Linked DNA regions of Homo sapiens: region 1 is linked to region 2. The links are chromatin contacts, found by Hi-C or POLR2A ChIA-PET in ENCODE. All regions are on one chromosome and are shown on one strand. Each heading gives the region's core, a stretch centred on a gene start or an enhancer-like site at or near the end of the contact. The rest is flanking DNA. Distances are from core to core; before and after follow the strand shown. Region 1 overlaps BMP7 (bone morphogenetic protein 7). Region 2 has its middle 110 kb from the start of BMP7-AS1.

Region 1 (5,905 bases), core at 2,411-4,910, 63 kb after region 2:
TATTATTTGGGGTTTTTCTGTTATATGCAGCTGCTCTTAAGTATCCTAAGTATAGGTAGGCACCATACCCATGTCACAGATGAAGGAACTGAGGCACAGAGAAGGTGATAAGTTGCCCAGATGGAGGTCTCACAGCTGACTAAGTAACTGGGTTGGGCTCTGAGCTGGAGCCAATCCCGGCCCCTCTGCCCAGCACGTGCTGCCTCTTGCCTGGTGGCATGAGAATTCTCCTTTGTCCCAGATAAATAAGAAGGCAGCAGATGTCTTCCCCAGGGGAAGTGAGTGTTTGTCCTCTCAGCCACCTCCACATGCAACCTTGACTGGGTGCCACTTCCCGCTCTAAACACCAGACAGAGTGGGCTTGTGCGCCCATCCCACGGCCAGTCTCTGCAGAGCAACCTCCCAGGACGAGGAGGAGGAAGGGGCAGCAGCTTGATTGGTGCAAGGTGGGACTGGAACCCTGCTTCCTCCAGGTACCCTTAACCCTCCCCACCGTGGCTTCCCCTGGTATCTGCATTTCCAATGGCCCCCAGTGCACTTTGGATGAAGCCCAGGGTCCCTCTGTGGTCCTCAATGCCATGCACAACCAGCCTGCTCCTTCTCTGCTAACGTCCTGCCTGCCTCCCTGTGCCGCAGCCACGTGGCCTTCTCGCTGTTCCTCCCGCCTGCCACCCCAGGGCCTTTGCACACACTCCTCCCTCAGGTGGAAGACCTCTTCCCTGCAGTACCTCCATCCCTGTCAGCCCACGTTGCCTGCATTCAGGTCTCAGCTGAAAGGGCCTTCCTCAGGGTCTGTCCCTGACCACCCTGTCCTCCCTGTCCCCCTACATGCTGTGGCTTCCCGACACACGTCATTCCTTGGCATTAAATGGCTCGATCAGGTCTGGCTTCTCCACTAAACACGGTAGGCACAGTGACTAGGCCCATGGGACTTTCGGGGCCACAAACATATTTTAATGTCTTTCAAAGTCAGAACAAATGAATGTAACTATTCCTGGATGATATTCACCTTGATGCCAACACAGTCAAAAACAACAATTTGTCTTATTTCTGGATGGAGGAGGGACCACAGCCATGCTGGCATGGGGCTGGGTCCTGTTTGTTTGCTGTATCCCCTGATCAGGACCCACTCCCGTGAGCGCAGACTTCTGTTCTGTTACCTGTACCCACTGCCCGCCATGGTGCCTGGTGTACGGTGGACACACGATGAATTAGTGAGTGAGCAGATGAAGAATGAACACTTCCGGCCAAAGAGGAAGCTCGTGCTGTCCCCAGAGCCCACCCTGCTCCTAGAAAGGGCATCGCATCGCACTTTGGCTGCCCCAAGCCACCGTGGTCATCCTTATTTATGGCCACCTGCTCCTGGATGGGGGACTCTGGCCTGGAGCCCCCGTCCAGCTGCCAGCCCCCTTGCAGAGAGTGCCCCCAGCAGTGCACATGAGAAGGGTTGGAGCTGGTGGGAAGCTGAGGTTGAGTTCCAGCCGTAGGAGCTCCAGAGTTCACTCTGCCCAGCATGGGCGGCAGCAGTGGCACCAACCAGGAACAGTGAGGACCAACTGAGGCTGGACGGAGAAGCTCTGTGGGGCCTGAGAACCCTGTGGTGGGAAAGGGAGAGGGTCTTGTGGTGGATTGAATGGTGGCCTCAAAAAAGATATGCCCACATCTGAATCCCTGCAACCTGTGAATGTGCCCTTACTTGGAGAGAGGGTCTTCACAGATATTAAGTATCTAGATCTTCACAGATATTATGAAGTATCTAGAGGAGGAGGTCATCCTGTGTTATCTGGGTGGACCCTAAATCCAATGACAGGTGTCCTTATCAAAGCCACACAGAGGGCCGGGTGCGGTGGCCCATGCCTGTAATCCCAGCACTTTGGGAGGCCGAGGCGAGTGGGTCACAAGGTCAGGAGATTGAGACCATCCTGGCTAACACAGTGAAACCCCGTTTCTACTAAAAATACAAAAAATTAGCCGGGCGTCATGGCGGGAGCCTGTAGTCCCCAGCTACTCGGGAGGCTGAGGCAGGAGAATGGCGTGAACCCAGGAGGCGGAGCTGGCAGTGAGCCGAGATCGCACCACTGCACTCCAGCCTGGGCAACAGAGCGAGACTCCGTCTCAAAAAAAAAAAGGCACACAGTGGAGCGATGGAGAAGGCCATGGGTAGACAGAGGCAGAGATTGGGATGATGCAGCCACGGGCCCAGGAACACCTGGAGCCACTAGAGGCTGGAAGAGGCTGGGAAGGGTCCTCCCCGAGAGCCTCCAGAGGAAGCACAGCCCTGCTGACACCTGGATTTTGGACGTCTGCCCTCCAGAGCCACAGGAATGAATCTGTGCTGTTTTAAGCCAGCAGTTTGTAGTGATTTCTTATGGCAGCCCCAGGAAACTCACATGCTCACTGTCTCCAAAAGATCTGAACAGAGGGCAGGACTCAAAACATGCCTGTGAGAATCCACTCTGTAGATGGCCCCGGTGACCACTGCTAACCCTCCCAGCCCCCCAGCACGGTCCACACACTATTGTCACCAGGCGATGGAGGAGAAGACAGAGGGAAAGGACTACCCGTGTGCAGCGTCCACGGTACAGCAGGCTGGCCATCGGCCCCACCCACCAGAGAAGCTAACACTCAGCGTTGGTGCGCACAGAGGAAGGCCCTCAGGCAGTCTGGAAGCAGGAGGGAGACCGAGCCCTGAGCAATGGTCCAGGAACTCAGTCGTCAGGGCCCAACACACAGGATGGCGGACGGACACTGGCAGGCTCGGAGCTGCAGGCCAGGAATCCCCATGTTTCTCCAGCAGCCCTGGGAGATTCCAGCTCAGGAAAGCCTGGGGTTGAGCCCAGGTTTTGAGGTTTAAATTTCAGTTCCAGTAACTATTAGCTGGGGACTTTGAGTAAATTCCTTCACCTCTCTGTGCCTGACAGTGAGCGGGACTGAGAAGAGAGGCAACGAGAAAACGCTCCAGGGGGAAAATGAGCAAGAGAGGTGGTAAACCAGGAGGGGGGAAGATGAAGAGGAAAGGTGAGGCCATTTGTGGTGCTATAGCCACAGACGCACGTGCCTGTAGGGCCTGCCCAGAGGGCCAAAAGGGAAAGTGGGACAGCGGTAACGAAAGAATGTTTGTCCTTTCCAAAGTGCCCGGCTCTCCCAGGCTAGCCTCTACTATCCTGCTCTTAATAGGGACATTAGGGACATGGATGCACATAAATACGCATCTACAATTTTAAAAACAGCAACTGACATTCACCCTTTTGTAAGAGAGGCAATAGGGAGCAGTGGAGACTGGGCACCAGCTGTCCCTCTGCAGCCACCCAGAGCAGCCATGTGTGTGTGGGGCCCAGAGTGGCCAGGCCTGCCGATTCTCAAGAGAAGCCAGATTTGGGGAGTTTTTCTTCACCCTCATCTTCTGATATTCAAAAACATGTTGGCAACGAATCCACATTTTAAGACATGGATAAACACCACCATGCCAGGGGAATAAGACCCGTGTGCAGGCCACATCTAGACCTCCAGTGTGTGGCTCTGGCCTTCAGCCTGGAAAATGGAACAAACGCTAAACTGCTTGTCCGGACAATGGCGGGAGGGTCTGGAAATCACAAGGACTGGGACTTGTTAGGAGCAGCCGCTTTATTCCAGGCAATAGGGGAAGAATGGGCGGCCTGTCCAAGTATCAGGCTGGGATTCCAACAACAGCCATCAGGTGACCTGAGTGTGCACTTCAAAGAGGAAAGGCGTCCAAACTGCTGCTCCACGCTACGCAGCCAAGTGCTGCTCCATGCTCGGCGAGACACTGGGCCCTGGCCGCCTTCGCCAGGCCTGCTGGGGGCCATCCACGTCCACAGTCGCGCTCCAGCAACTGCCCCAATCATTTGCACTGGACAGTGTCAGCTCTGGGGCCGGCACCGCTTTAAAGTTTTGGGCGTGCACCTCCTGCCCTTTTTCTCTCTGTGGTGCCTCTATTTTATTGGGATGACTAAATCTTTCAACTATGTTAGCAGTAAACACAGCTAATTTACCCCCTGCCTCTTTGAAACAGCTGCTGACAGCTGCACTGTAATTCAATCAAGGACCTTTGTAGTCGAGCCTACCAAATTCACATGTGTTGCTTGGTTCCATCTCTCCTGCCCGGAGCCCCACACAGCTGCACCAAATATTGACGAGCGGCCACTTCCCCGCAAGGCCTGGATGCTAAACAGAGCGTTCACGGTGGAGACGAAGGCAGGGAGCTCTTAGCAGTGTGAGAGAACTTCAGTGTCCAAGAACTGAGAGAAAAACACAACACACACAGACAGACACAGGCCAAAGAGCCAGAACCAAACGTCTCCTTTTATTGCAAGGTCAAACCCTTTTCATTTTGTCTATTTATACAGAATTTTCACTAAGGACTGCTCGACGCAACAGCTGTGAGTACATTGGTCCAACCATTAATAAATAGTCTTAAATAAGAAAACAAACAGGTTGAAGGAAAGCAAGCTCATCGTCCTGAACGAGGGATTAAAGGGGGGGGGGTGTTCAAAAGAGCTTTGGATGGAAATAAATAATCTCTTTGCTTTGTAACAACTATTTACAGGTTTAAATGTACAAATGATGCTAACCAGAGGCTGGTTGGGTCAGAAAACTCACACCAAGAGGGATCACACAAAAAGCCCCAGCTCTGCCAGCAAATGAAACCAAACATAACAAAAAATACTCCTCCCCAGTGACTAGAGAGTGGAGGCTGCAGCCCAAGCTACTAAAGAAGAAAAACATCAAAGAAAATAAAAACAGAGCCCCGGTGTTTCCAGGAACTGTCTGAGTCAAGATGGAGAAACAGTCCCCCACAAGACCGGGTTCCACATGGCCACAGTTTTCGATCACCTTGTTTTCTTTACAGATGCAGAAAACGTTTGCAGACAGTCTAGCCCTCCCCTAGGCCTTGTGTTTGTGGCCGGAGGCTGAGTGCATACTATTTATGGGACTCACCAGCCAAGGCAAGGCAGGCTTACACCAAGAGCCACGTCAGAAATGCCACCTCCAAATCGGGACACTTGGTTAGGATGTCACCCTCAACAAGGCTTCTATTTGCAATGTAAGTCCAGCACATCCTGCACCCATCAGACCTCCTATTATGCCATCTCCCCCTTAATTCAAGGAGCAAATTTGTTTGCAGAGACTTCTGATCAGGGTCTGCAAATGAAGAGACAGCCACGGGTGCCCTTGCCAGGGCCCAGCCTTGGAATGCCACTGCAGACAAAGACCAGAGGGTCCACTGGGGCGATGTGCAGTGCTCCTGCTCACCCCACTCCCGTGGAGAACTAGGCTTCATTGGTGCTGTTTTTTTTTTCTTTTGAGATGGAGTCTTGTTTTGTCACCCAAGCTGGAGTGCAGTGGGACGATCTTGGCTCACTGCAACCTCCACCTCTGGGGTTCAAGCAATTCTCCTGCCTCAGCCTCCAGAGTAGCTGGGATTACAGGTGCGTGCCACCATGCCCGGCTAATTTTTGTATTTTTAGTAGAGATGGGGTTTCACCATGTTGGCCAGGCTGGTCTCGAACTCCTGACCTCAAATGATCCGCCCACCTCAGCCTCCCAAAGTGCTGGGATTACAGGTGGGAGCTACTGTGCCCGGCCCATTGGTGCTTCTTAACAACAGGGTTGAGTTGCAAGTTCCATCCTACTTGCTGTCCTTGTCCCCTCTGCAATTTCACATGGATTTACTACCACTGGGGCGAGGTGAAAAGCCAATCCCAAATGTCTGCGGGTATTTCACACACCTAGTTTCATTTCTGCCACGGCAAATCCAGCTGAACAACAGAACATATTTTTCCTCCAAAGATCAACACACCGCCCTCCTCGGAGCAGACATTTGCTCTTTCCCCTCCCACTAGATCTTGGATTTGGGCAAACCTCGGTAAACACTGGGCCTCTG
Region 2 (6,100 bases), core at 302-2,801:
GTCAGAGCTGAAAACACTGGGCCGAGTGGGCACAAAGAATGCCAGCTCTTGCCAACGTTGTTGAATGAGGTTTTTTAGTCTCGAACAAAGCTCTCCCTTTGAGGATTAACTGCCAACAGGGAGCTCTTTGTTTTGAGTAGAATTTAAGATTATTGCTGGGATAGAAACGGGGAGAAAGGTGACACCATCAAGATCGCACCGTGCAAATCCAGGATTATAGAAAACATCATTTTTTAAAAACTTGTTGGCAAATATGGACACAGATTGTGCTGACACTCCAAAACGTCCACTTGATTTGTGACCAAGTCCTCGGTCTCATGTTTCCAAGGCAGGTGATGCCTTCAAAGATATACATGGATAGCCATGCACAGTGGCTCACACCTGTAATCCCAGCAATTTGGGAGGCCAAGACAGTTGGATCACCTGAGGTCAGGAGCTCAAGACCAGCCTGACCAATATGGTGAAACCCCATCTCTACTAAAATACACACACACACACACACACACACACACGCACAAATTAGCCGGGTGTGGTGGTGTGCCCCTGTAATCCTAGCTACTCATGAGGCTGAGACGGGAGAATCGCTTGAACCCACGAGGCGGAGGTTGCAGTGAACCGAGATTGCGCCACTGCCCTCCAGCCTGGGTGACAGAGCGAGGCACCATATAAAAAAAAAAATATATATATATATATATATGCATCCAGTATGTAGATCCTGGCACACAGAAAGGCCTATTCTCACTTGTTAGCTTTTTGTGTTGTTAGAAAAAAGGAAAACAAATCCTCAAGATACAGCCCGTGTGTTATTCCCGAGGTAGAAAACCCTGGCAGTAGGCGGAAGTGTGGGTGACTACAAGGCAGGGCTGAACGCGTCCTTCCAGAAGTCTAAGTCCTGGCCTGGTGTCCATGATCGCTGACAACATGCCCCCCGCACCTTCCGTCCCCGAGCAGAGCTTGCTGGGGGGAAGACCCTGCCTTGTTGCTCCCATTCCAACAGGTCTGCTACTCTGTCTCTCTCTCTGAGTAAACTCCAGGTCCCATTCTTGGGCCACGGTCCTCACCACCTGGCTTTCCTGCTGTGTCTCCATCTCGCCTACCCGCTCCCTCCACCCCAGCCGTGCCTGGAACACACTGGGCATGTTCTTGCCCCAGTACCTTGGCACAGTCATTCCTTTCACCCGGGATTCTGCTCCTCCAAATATCCACCTGGCTGACTCCATTTCTTCCAACTCATGCTCAAGAATCAAGAATGTCGTCTCCTCAGAGGGCTCCCTGCCGCCCTCATCTCTTCTCTGTGTACAGCTACATCTCACAGGCTTAATTCTCGATTCTCTTCTCCTCTTGGGAGTGGAGGCTCCACACTTTGATTCACATTCATCCTGGTCTCCTCGGAGCATTCAGGCCAGTGGAGAGATTATGACAACACGGGGTGCACCTGGCCACGGTCCCTGCCCTCCTGGGACTCCCACTTGGGGACAAGTCCTGGACACTAGGCTGGGAGAGAGGGTGGGAGGATCAGCAGGGGGGACGTGGGGCTGGCCTGATCCCCCTCCTCCAGCCTGCACTTGCCAAGAGGCCCCAGGCCGGGTTCCAAGCAGCCCCGTGGCTGAGCTCCTTCCTGGTAATGATTTTAGGGCCACTCAACTTGTCAGCTCTGCCTTTCGAAGCTCCTAGGCATGGGCTCTGAGCCGCGGTCACTCCTCGGTGATCTCAGCTCAGGGAAGGGAGTCACGACACACTTAATTCAAAACAGCTGAAAACCAACAGTGGGAAGAGGACTCTGGTGACAATGGCTGGTGCTAAGGACTTGACTCGGTCTGCAGCCAGGCCAAGCGCTTGACACCTGCTCTCTCTTCTTCTCTAAAGGGATTTTTTATCTTAATGAGTTTTCACTGTATGTGAAGCTTTTCTCCTTTGACTTGCAACATAAGCCTAACCACTAATGGAAAGAGAAGACACTCTTTAATTTTTTTTATGAAACTGAGCATCATTGACTGAGGTAGAATGTATGTATAGTCAAGGTGCAGTTCTGTGAGTTTTGACAAACCTCCACAGTCACAAAATCATCTTCCACAATCAAGATGCAAAGAGTTCCACCGCATCAAATTCCCTCAATTTCATGCTGTCTTATTTAATCCTCACAGGAACCCTAAGGAGCTACTGAACTGTTAAGGACAGAGAGGGCAGGATTTTGTCCTCATGGACACCCCGACTTCCCACTGCCCGGCACAGTGTCTGGCGTATAGTAGTTACTCACTACATGTTTGTCAAATGACTGAATGAATGATACTGATATTATTGTTATGAGCAGTTTACAGATGAGGAAACTGAGGTTAGAGAGCATAAATACTGTAACTAATAAGATATGTGTCAAGGATGCAATGGCAAGTCTGTTGTTTGTATCTGCAGCCCCCTGCCACAATCAGGGGCTCTCAGATCCAGAATTCCTTACGTAGGATGCCAAAGGCCTGGGTCGAGATCTCTGTGCAGCCTCGTGGGAAGCCAGCCTAAAACCTGGAAACCTTAACCTCCGTCTCCTGTTGCTTCTCAGGTTCAGGGACATTTATGTAGAGGATGCTTGGGGAGTGGGGGTGGGAAATGGGGCAGATTGACCTTCCTGACCACGGGGTGGGAGAAGGAGTCCTAAACTGGAACTCCACCCTCAGGTCCAGTCCCGACTATGGAGTGACTTGCTGTGTGACCTCAGACAAGTACCATGGCCTTTCTGGGTTCTAGTTTCTCCAACTACAAAATGAAAGAGGGGCTCCCACCTAAAGGGGTGAAAGCATCCTAATGGCTCTGCTCTTACGGTTCTGTATCGGTCAGGACTTTCTTGGTTGCAAGTGATGGAAAATCCCACCCATGCTGGCTTAGGGAAGGACAAGGGAGGATTTTTCTGGCTAACCAAGGAGTTTTTGGGGAGTGTTCTGATTCAGGTATGGCTCGATCCAGGTGCTCTGACAAAGAGTCAGTCTCTGTCTCTGCCTCTATCTGTCTATCGGTCAGTCTGTCCCTCTCCCTCTCTCTCTGTTGTTTTTCCTCCACTCTGGGCTCTGCTTTCCTGTGTATTGGCTCCATTCTCACGCAAGCTATCCCTATGGGATGGCGGATCGTTTCCAGCAAGCCAGGCTTTCATCGTGTCTTCCCTGAGCCCCCGGCAACAACAGCAACTCCCTTCGCCCCAGAGTTCAGGCAAAAGGTCCACATTGGCTCTGATTGGACAAACATGGGTCACATGCTCATCCTGGACCAATCACTGTGGCCAAAGAAGCAGCGTCCCCTGGTTAGCTAAGCCGGTGTCACAGAACCACATCTGGCTATGAGGGTGTGGGTGATAAGAGCCACATCATGAAACTGGAGGAAGAGCAGTTTTCCAGAAAAAAAAACCTGGAATCATTTCCAGAATAAGGGAATAGATGCTGGGCAGGGAAACATTTTAAAAAATCCATTACAGAGTCTGAATTACACCTGGTCCAACTGAGACCAAGGAGATTTACCTCCATTCATTGTTTCTCTGGTGGGTCCAGAGAATCCCTCTTGGGTCTTAGGGGTCCCCCAGCTCCAAAACCAGCCAGGCATTGCCTGCACTGTCACTGCACACCCGGGATCAGTTCACTTCCTCTCTCTTCCTCCATGTTCTGATCTGAAAGACGATCTTCCCGTATTTCCCCCACAGCTCAGGGAGGAAGTCCATGTTTACTTCCTCAAAGGTGGCTGAGGGATGAGGCTCTTCTTGCTGGCCCCTGAGGTCACACCAGCCCTCAGAAGAAACTGAGAAACTCCTAGTAATTTTCGCTAAAGAAGATGGTTCAAGGGTTGTGTGTGTTTCCTCTGCCTGCTGTAATAAATTACTACAAACTAAGTGGCTTAAAGCAACACACGTCTATTCTTTGACAATCCAAACCCCAAAATGGGTCTCACTGGGTGACTAGCATGGTGCCAGCGTGGCTGTGTGCCTTCTGGAGGCTCTGAGGGGAATCCGTTTCCCTGTCTTTTCCAGCTTCTAGAGGCCCCTGCACTCCTCAGCCCACGGCCCCTTCCTCCACCTTCAAAGTTAGTAGCACAGCATCTTGCAGTCTTTCTCACACCTCTGTTCCCTGCTTATAAGGACTCTTGTGATTACACTGGGCCCTGCCAGGTCATCTGGGATAACCTCGTCACGTCAAGAGCGATCTAACTCGATCCCATCGGCAAAGCCCCTTCTGCTGTGTAAGAGGACACATGCGCAGGTCCTGCGACGTGGACGTCTCTGGAGCCGTTATTCTGTTGACCACAAAAGTCATTCCACTCATTCCCCTGCTGCCTGGTCCTCCACCCAGACTGGACCAGTGAAAATTTACTTTGTCTTGTAGAACGGCCTTACGGTGGATTAGGATGGAGTAGAAATTCTCCACATTCACACAAGCACACACAAACACAAACACAAACACGGAGGCTTCTCACCTCCTCTAGATTGCCAGCAGTGCATGGCACACACACAAATTCATTCTTTCATTCAGCAACTATTTATGAAGCACCTACTATGTGCTTGACACTGCACTGGGGCTGCCATGGAGATGAAGACAGGGTCACACTCAGGGAGCTTACAGCCCAGTGCAGGACAGAAACATCAAACCAAATAAATACGTCCAGATCTGTGAAAGAAATGAGAAGAAACAAACAAAAAACTTCACAAATGAGTACTAATTTATTCATCAATCTACTCAGCCAATACTTATTAAAGGCCTACTATGTCCCAGCCATGTGGCGGTACTAGTGAATGGGGCAGAGCCAGCCCGCGTCCTCGTCCTCATGGAGTGTACACGCTAATGTGCAAAACAACAATTAAACATGTGACAGCAGTGGAGATCGGCTAGGAAGAGGGAGCACCCAGAATGGGGGTGTTGACAAAGGGAAGCAGTGAGTTGCGTATCTGTTATCCCTAGCTGAGTAACAAGCCACCCCCCAGCCACCATGGCATTTCTCACGAGTGTATAGGTCAACTGGAAGGTTCTGCTGATCAAGGCTGGTTGGCACTGATCAAGGCTGGGCTTGAACTTGTGTCTGCAGTCAGCTGGAGGATCAGTTGGGGTTGGCAAGTCTAAAACGGCATGGCTTATATGCATAGTGGTGGCTGGCTGTCAGCCCATTGGCTGGGCCCTGTGCCTCTCATCTTCCAGCAGGCTAGCTGGGTTTTGCTTACCCAGCAGAGGTGGAGCCCAAGAGATAACAGCAGAAATGTGTACGGCATCTCCTGGCCCAGGGTTGCAACTGGGACAGCCTCTCTTCCACCACATGACATTGTCCAAAGCAAGTCACAAGGCCAGCCCAGGTCCCAGGAGGGCAGGATGGACCCCACCTGTCGATGAGTGCAACAGCATAGTCACACTACCAACAGTAAGGTCAGAGGGAGTGGTGGGGCACGTGGCTGTTTAAAAACTCTACCACTAGGAAGATGACAGCAGAAAGCTGCCCAGGTATTTTTTTTTTTCTCTCTCTCTCTGCACCTGCACCACTCACATTCCACATCTGACCATTGGGAAATTCTTCCTCTGACACCTCCCTGCCTCTGCCTCCTTCTTCATCCTGCTCTGATTTCAGCCTAGGACACCTTTGCTGGGTAAATCTGCCACCGTGGAGCTGAGAAAAGACCCACGAGGCCCCCGGCAGGCCATCCCCAGCACTGAAGGTTCCTGGCGCCTGATGCCAGCACGCTGGACCTCAAGGGGGCCACAGGACTTCTCAGCTCAGCTCTTGATTTTTCAACCACCAAGTCATAAAAGCTTCCACGGAAATGGCCAGGAAAGCCCCTGTAGCCCTTTTGTAGTGCTGGTTTCTGGGTTGGCCTGACCAGCAAGGATCTTTCCAGATCTGCAGTAAAATCTGACCTTCGATTCAACCCGGCTTAATGAGTACGTACGGCTCACAAAGGCCCGGCACAGTCCCCAGAGCTGCTTTGGGGTGAGGCCTCCAGCCACGGGGCCAGCCCTTCCCTGTGATCTCAGTGCCCCCTCCCAGTCCCCACAGAGCCAGCAGTGGCAGCTGCGGGGCTGCAGTTTGGGAAACGAACTGAGGCAAGAGGAGGAAACACTGAGAGCTGGAGCAAACCCAGCTGCTGGGA

The links. Hi-C counts contacts between places; a loop is a spot of excess contacts on that map. ChIA-PET counts read pairs that join two places held with the same protein, here RNA polymerase II (POLR2A). Pooled maps may share reads with other maps.
Region 1: a loop to region 2 is called in a pooled map, with 2.1 times the contacts of the local background. The contact joins two enhancer-like sites. A Hi-C loop is called at or near these places in 4 of 168 maps with a recorded cell type or tissue (Right ventricle myocardium inferior, breast epithelium, heart left ventricle and 1 more) and 6 of 50 pooled maps. POLR2A ChIA-PET finds 5 or more read pairs at or near these places in 1 of 52 experiments (activated T-cell).

The regions. Positions count from the first base shown.
Region 1 is chr20:57,164,450-57,170,354 of GRCh38, forward strand. It overlaps BMP7 (bone morphogenetic protein 7), which reads right to left. Exons shown (of 7, transcript NM_001719.3): 7 at 4,304-5,905. Among named protein-coding and RNA genes, the nearest start is that of BMP7-AS1, 46 kb to the right of the region's middle. Within about 2 kb of position 3,661, at least 7 of the 41 ENCODE cell types and tissues checked have a DNase peak (open chromatin) inside an H3K27ac peak, as active enhancers do.
Region 2 is chr20:57,103,267-57,109,366 of GRCh38, forward strand. No RefSeq gene overlaps it. Among named protein-coding and RNA genes, the nearest start is that of BMP7-AS1, 110 kb to the right of the region's middle. Within about 2 kb of position 1,552, at least 2 of the 41 ENCODE cell types and tissues checked have a DNase peak (open chromatin) inside an H3K27ac peak, as active enhancers do.